2 separate regions of the Homo sapiens genome follow, and region 1 is linked to region 2. Evidence: chromatin contacts called from ENCODE Hi-C or POLR2A ChIA-PET data. All regions are on one chromosome and are shown on one strand. The core of a region is the stretch at or near the end of the contact, and the rest is flanking DNA. Distances in the headings are between cores, read along the strand shown.

What was found. Hi-C counts contacts between places; a loop is a spot of excess contacts on that map. ChIA-PET counts read pairs that join two places held with the same protein, here RNA polymerase II (POLR2A). Pooled maps may share reads with other maps.
Region 1: a loop to region 2 is called in a map of mammary epithelial cell, with 5 times the contacts of the local background. The contact joins two enhancer-like sites. A Hi-C loop is called at or near these places in 3 of 168 maps with a recorded cell type or tissue (esophagus muscularis mucosa, heart left ventricle and mammary epithelial cell) and 1 of 50 pooled maps. POLR2A ChIA-PET finds 5 or more read pairs at or near these places in 3 of 52 experiments (AG04449, BJ and PC-3).

The regions. Positions count from the first base shown.
Region 1 is chr11:86,718,007-86,721,500 of GRCh38, reverse strand. No RefSeq gene overlaps it. Among named protein-coding and RNA genes, the nearest start is that of ME3, 47 kb to the right of the region's middle. Within about 2 kb of position 1,565, at least 3 of the 41 ENCODE cell types and tissues checked have a DNase peak (open chromatin) inside an H3K27ac peak, as active enhancers do; they include PC-3, where a contact is called at or near this core.
Region 2 is chr11:86,631,034-86,634,436 of GRCh38, reverse strand. All of the region lies in intron 2 of ME3 (malic enzyme 3), which reads left to right. Among named protein-coding and RNA genes, the nearest start is that of ME3, 40 kb to the left of the region's middle. Within about 2 kb of position 1,481, at least 7 of the 41 ENCODE cell types and tissues checked have a DNase peak (open chromatin) inside an H3K27ac peak, as active enhancers do; they include PC-3, where a contact is called at or near this core.

The DNA of each region.
Region 1 (3,494 bases), core at 316-2,815, 87 kb before region 2:
TGGTTGTCCATTCTTCATCAAACCTAAGCATAAAAATGCACAGTTTTCTCTGGGTCTTTGAGTCTTCATTTCTGAAGGCTCCCATGACACATAAAACTGTGATTAAATACATTTGTTATGCTTTTCTCTTTTTAACCTCTCTTTTGTTATGGAGTAATGGCTGTGGTCCTTATCATGGGTGAAGAAAGGTATCCCACTTTCCAGTCCCTACACCCTCCAAGGTACAGAAGCTGGTTCTTAAGGGATGAATAGTAGGAACTTTATATAAATGGAGAGAAGTCCAGGCAGAGTTAAAAGTATGTACAGAATCCTTTTCTACCACCATGGTTCTTTTCTAATATGTCTGGGATAACTTTAGGGTACCAGGTGATGACAAAGAGAGGTTTAGGAAAGTCCCTTTACTGAGGAAATGACAAGAAATTCATTCTGACCTTTCAGTGTGGGAAAGAGCCCTACTGCCTGGGACGCATTTTCACTCTTGGGAGCACTGGTAGATGGTTCCTGAAATCAGTGTCAGAGACACCAAAGAGGATAAAGATACAGGAGGCAAGAGATGGATTTAAATCATTAACTCTGGGATCATCTGGAGAGATGGAGCCACAATCCTCTAAGTCCAATATTGATTTCTATGCGGAAAAATTCTGCCTAGAGCTGGGACAGATCCAAGTTCTGTGGAGCCTGTTGATTTTACAACTGGGGGCAGGGATGAGGGGGAGGAGGGAAACTTGTAAAGAAAATGAATACAAAGTTACAAATTGAAAACAGAGGCAGAACTTAGAAGGGGCCCATATAAGTGAGTGTCCCTGGAGCTCGCATTTTATTGGCTTCCTGGTAAATCTACTTCTGACCAGAGCTTCATCAGTGGAGGGAGGGAAACATTTGGAATCTTCTTGTGTATCTGTGCTGTGAAGACACTGGGATTTGTTTTGTTAGCATGTTTCACAGGATGCAGCCCATTCAGGTATTCTTTAGCATCAAATTTATCCAACCCTTTTGGGTATCAAAGTTTGGATCCATGCAAGTGGCCAAGAAGAATGTGTTTCTTGAGTGTCACAGGGACCTTGGGATGCAAGTATTTTCTCTGGGAGGGTTGTTAGTCCTCAGAAAAAACACCATTCCTTTCATGGCCTGTGAGAGCTGTGGACCTGCCCAAGCCTTCAGAGCCACCAGAGAAGTCTCCAAGGTCTTCCTTCTGTGCAGAGTAAGCTGCTTTGTCTTGGGGTGTCAGGCATGTCCCCACATGCAGTTGTGTTAATCAGCTCAAGTTCTGGCTTAAAGGCAGTGATTTACCTTAAGGACAGACTGTGCTGTTGGTGCTTGCAGGTGTTTAGATGGCCAATTTGGAATCCAACACTGTGTTGAACTTAGAGGGGAAAAAAATGATATATAAGAAGCATGTTTCTCTCTCCCACCAAAGAAAACAGGATTAATCCTTACTAAGAAGGAAGAGACCTCCCATGACTGGCAGGGAAGGAATGTTTGTGGGAAATAGTCATTTGCTAATTTACTTGCTATCTTCACTCCTATTTGACATTCTTCTTCGTCTAGGAATTTTGGTTGGCATTGTATGTGCTTAGTCATCAGTGTCTTTGACTGATGAATGACAGTTGAATACAGGTTCCAAGCACTGATGAGAGCTGGGGCTACATGGAAGCCTAAGAAAGAGGTTCTGCTTTATAGGGAGTCTTCAGGAGAGAATCTGACCCTGAGAGGTGTTTAAAAAGGATCTATAGAAATGAATAGGATTGAGTTAAATTAAATGAGCTCATGGCTTGGAGGAGAGTAAAATATAAAAACGTAGTTATTCTACATGGTAATAACTTTTTTTCCTTTCCTAAATTAAGGGCTCTAGATTTAGAGAGGATGGCATGAAATCCAGGTTCAAATCCTAGTTGTTATTAATCACCAGTGTGACCTTGAGCTAACTGCTTAATATCTATATGACCATTTCCTCATCTGTCAAATGAGAGAGATTTAGGCTAGTACTTATCTCAAAGTTTTGTAAAGTTACAAGAAATAATATAAGTAAAGCACATATTAATATTAATAGTAAGATACCTGATACATATGTTCAATATTAAGAGCATTTTGAGTAGCAAAATATTTATAAGGGCTAAGGGAACACAGAGAAATGGGAGAGAAGGAAATTTTGTGTGTGGATGGCAGGGGACTAGGATGTACCTTGGAATGGATAAGAGGATGGATAGATAGATAGATAGATAGATAGACAGACAGACAGATAGATAGATAGTTAGATATATGGATGGTTGGATGGATGGACAGATGGATGGATGGATGGATGGATGGATGGATGGATGGATGGATGGACAGATGGATGGATGGATGGATGGATTGGTGGATGATTGGACGGATGGATGGTGGAGGCAGGGTAATGGTGGTACAGGAGAGGGGTTAGCACAGGATCTGTTGTTTTCTCTGGTCTTGACAGAAGCTGTTTTTATGTCTCACTAGCTTTCATGTCATCCAGAGGATGAACAAGGTGTGAAAAAGTACTGGTATAAGGGCTCTTTTTCCATTTCTGTATAATCCACAATGCATAACTCTGATACAGTGAGACAACAACACACCAGGGATTTAGGATTTGGGAAGGGAGAGGCAGACAGAGAAGCAAAGTTGTCAGGGAAGGCATTGGCAGTGGTGGAGAAATTCAGGTGCTTTGGGACAGTGAACATTAACAAGGAGGCTGAGGCAGTGGGACAAGTTTGGACCTATTACTGAGTACTGGTAAGACATAAGGACTCCAACACATAATTAACAGGATCTTTGAGGAAGAGTTGAGATCATGCAGGTGGGGCTATGAGCTTGCAAAATTTGGGTATTAATAACTTATTCATTCCCTCGGGTTGGTGGAACTGAGGACATTTGGGTTACACAAAGTTTTAAGTATTCACAAGATTATTTATTCCCTTTAGTGATTCTCCTGTGAATTTTAATCATGTTCAATTCTTTCTGTGATACTTCCAGAAGGGAGAAAACTAACATCAAAATGCCTCACTATGTATTATGTTAGGTTTAGTCAGGTTATCCTATAAGATGTCTCTTTTTTACAAACAAATGAGAAATTGGGGGAAATAATATGGGTCAAATAACTTACCCAAGGTCACAGCTGTTTATTAACCGACTATGATGAATTATTCTCAATGTGTGACACAATCCTGTTGGGGTCAGACCATGATTCCCCAAAGCACAGAGCTTTGGCATGCTGAGTACTTTGAACTGAAGGAAAATGGGAGGGCCTCAGAGGCAAGAAGTTCTCTCTGACCTTTTCCTGCCCTCCTTTCTTATTCACCTATTTCTCCTTCAAATCAGCTCATAGAAACAAGAATTCCTCTTCCCCAAAGAAAGCCATAAAACCTGGAAATGTTACTCTCTGACCTTCTGTCTTCTTCCCTGAAAACCCTCATGTGACAGGTGTTCTGTCCTACACCGGGAGGAAGAAATGCTACACAGAGAGGCTGAGAAGAATCTGAACA
Region 2 (3,403 bases), core at 232-2,731:
GAAGTCTAGAGTTTAAAAAGCTGTCCCACGGGCATGCTGACCATTAGCTGACATGCTACTCACAACCAGGATGTCAGGAGGGAGGTTGGGAACATCATAGCAGTCTAAGGAGAAGACAGTCCTGGTGGGGATGACTGTGGTACCCATGTAGAGACATGAACCCAAGCTCTGGCTCCATACAACCCAGTTCATTTGGGAGGGGGATTTAAATCAGGGCCCCCACTTCTGACTGACCAGATGGAGGCATCCCTGAACACCCCTCTCAGGTTTCCCAATCTCTCCTCCCTCTACTCTTCCTTCTCCTTTTTTTCTTCCTCCTTCCCTTCCTCATGCCCAAAATGGCTGTTTGTAGGAATGGAAGGAGAGGGGTGTATTTTGGGAGGGATTTGGGGACTCAATTAATGGAACATATCAAGGTTAAGGGAGAATAAGTGCAGGAAGGAAATTCTGGTTCCTTTTCTTTCCTCCTATCTGGACTCCAAAGGCACCGTCATGGCAGAATCAGCATGGGGCTGTGAGCCAGTGGCCCTACTCTCATCTCAGCTCTGCCACTGATGGTGGGCCTGTCATTTAACTGCGTTGAGCCCAGGTTTCCCCTCTAGATGGTGGACATGTAACCTCCCCAAATGACCCCATGAGGCCCATGGTAGATGCTTCTGTCTGTGAAGTCCTTCATGATTGCATCTGATGGACAGACTCCTCTCCTCTTCCGGGCCCCTCTAGCACGGTCCTCTGTTGCCCTCTGGCCTATAGAACAGCATGCATTTGGGTTTGAGAGCAACCTGGATTTGCAGCCAAGACACCCATGAGAGTACCTTCCTCTCCCTCACAACCACCCTTCTCATACCAATCAAGTCTCAATGTCCCTAAGCGTCCTGTCTAGCACCTTTTCATTTCTCTTATTACATTTCTCCTCCATGCCCTTACTTTCCAGCTATTTTAATGTGCTCAGTGGAATGTGGCATTTAACAGCACGGGCTCTAGAACCAGCATTACCTGGGTTCAGATTCTGACTTTGCCTCCCCAGACTGTGGCACCTTGGACCAATTATGTAAGCATGTTGTGCTCAGTTTCCTGATCTACAAAATAGGGTTAATAATAGCACCCCTCATGTGGCTGTATGAGAGTTAATAAATCAAAACACACAAAGCCCAGGAAAGTACCTAGCAAATAGTAAGTGACTAAATGTCAGTCTGTCACTGTGCTTATGTCCTTGGTCACATCTCTCTTGTGGGTCAATGAGCTGCTTGGAGACTGTAATGTGGCCTTGGACTTTACAGAGATGAGTTTCTGTGACCAGAGAATAAGCAACCAAATCCTCAGCCTGGCCACACAATGCTGGATGGTGACTCAGTGGTCATTACTGACATGCATATCGGACTCACAGCAGTTTTCTGTGGGAACCCTCAACATCCTGACTCTGTGTCCCTGGGCACAGGGGCCGTGCAGTGCTCAGGCGGAGAGTGACTAAGTGCTGCCATCCAGCTGTGGTGGCTGACTCATGCATGAGGACTGAAGGATGTGGATTCTGAAAGCCCTTCCTCACCGTTGTGTTTCCTGTCCATATAGCCCTGCCCCAGGGCCTGGGGCTCCCATGGAGGACCAGTGCCCAGGAGAGATTCGTGTGACTGCAGAGCACCTGGGTTGCCCTGAAGGAAACCACTGGCCTTCAGTATCACTCACTGCACCTGGGCCCACCCAAGGTCTCTGGAGTGCAGTTCTGCCCCTGTGGCCTCCTCTGTCCCCTCCTTCACAGCGCAGGCTGTCACACATGTGGCAGGTTCTCCAACATATGGCCAGAGAATCAGTGTATGCAGTACTGGAGGGGCCTGAGGATGATGTCCAGGGCCATTCCTCATTTTGCAGACATAGAGACTAATGTCTGAGGGAGGCAGGGTCTTCAGCAATACAGTCAGGACTAGAATCCTGAGGACTAATTCCCAAGTCCATGTTCTTTTCAGGAAACCCTGCTAAAGTAAAAGAATACAACTTCTTGGCTGTAGTGTGAGGAACAGGCAGAAGCAGGCACAGGGAAGCGAGTCCAAGATACCTGGCTTACAGAGCCTGCTCTACCCCACCCCCCTTGGCCATTTTGTCTCCCTTCTTCACTCCCCTATTTAGGCTCTCGGATCAGGCAGTTCCCCACTACTTCCCCACAAACTGTGAGGCCCCTGTGAAGCTGCTCTCCCAGAGGCCCTCTGCTCAGGCTGCACTCTCTTGCACCCAGCAGCCCTTGAACACATCACTTTTGGAAGTATCCAGTCCACACCACTATGCTGTTGGAGTCAGGCAGGTCAGAGTTGGAATCACAGAAACTATGTGGCCATGGACAAGGTACTTAGCCTCTTTAAGCCTCAGTTTCTTCATCTGTGGTCTTCTTCATATAGGTAAAATAAAATAATTTGGCTGGGCATGGTGGCTCACACCTGTAATCCCAGCCCTTTGGGAGGCTGAGGCAGGAGGATCACCTGAGGTCAGGAGTTCGAGACCAGCCTGGCCAACATGATGAAACCCTCTCTCTCCTAAAAATACAAAAATTAGCCGGTCATGATGGTGGGTGCCTGTAATCCCTCCTATTCAGGAGGCTGAGGCAGGAGAATTGCTTGAACCCGAGAGGCGGAGGTTGCAGTGAGTTGAAATTGTGCCACTACACTCCAGCCTGGATGACAAGAATAAAACTCTATCTCAAAATAATTTATAACTATCAGAACAGTGCCTGGCAGCCCGTAGGCTTCCAATGTGCCATGCCTGTTATTATTATTGCCTGTTATTTTTAAAGCTTCACTCAAATTGTCTTTATTATGCCCATGGTTCCAGATGCATCAGAATTACCTGAGGATTTTTATAAACAAGACAGTCTGATCTATTAGGTCTGAGAAGGAGCTAAGGAATTTTTTTTTTAAGTTCACCAAGGAGATTCTGATATGCGTTTGGATTTGGGAACCACTAAACCCCTTCATTGCCCACGGTTTTCTTATGAGTTTGGCACTAGTTCTCTCACATTCTTGTCACTGCCTATAAGTTACAGGCAGTTTTGCAGGTGGACTGACCTTAGATTTGGAAGATCCCAACTTAGATCTGTAACTTTTCTATCCCTCCTAATGAGCTACATCTCACCAAGACATTAATGTGCAGAGAAGGGGGAGGCAGGAGAGCACAGGGACTGTGACCACTGGGCTTCAGAATTGGAAATCCCTGTGTTCAGTCCAAGTTTTGGAACTCACTGGCTGTAGCTCTTCAGGCCAAGCTCCATGACCACTATTTTGTAACTGCTTGTTAAGAGGGATTTTGTTCAACCTAACATCTGCAATTCGGTACATAGCATCCTTCCCCTAATCCAGCAGTTCCTCCAACCTCCTGTTTCCCAGGGCCTCAGGCCCCAGACCTGGGCTCATCTGTGACT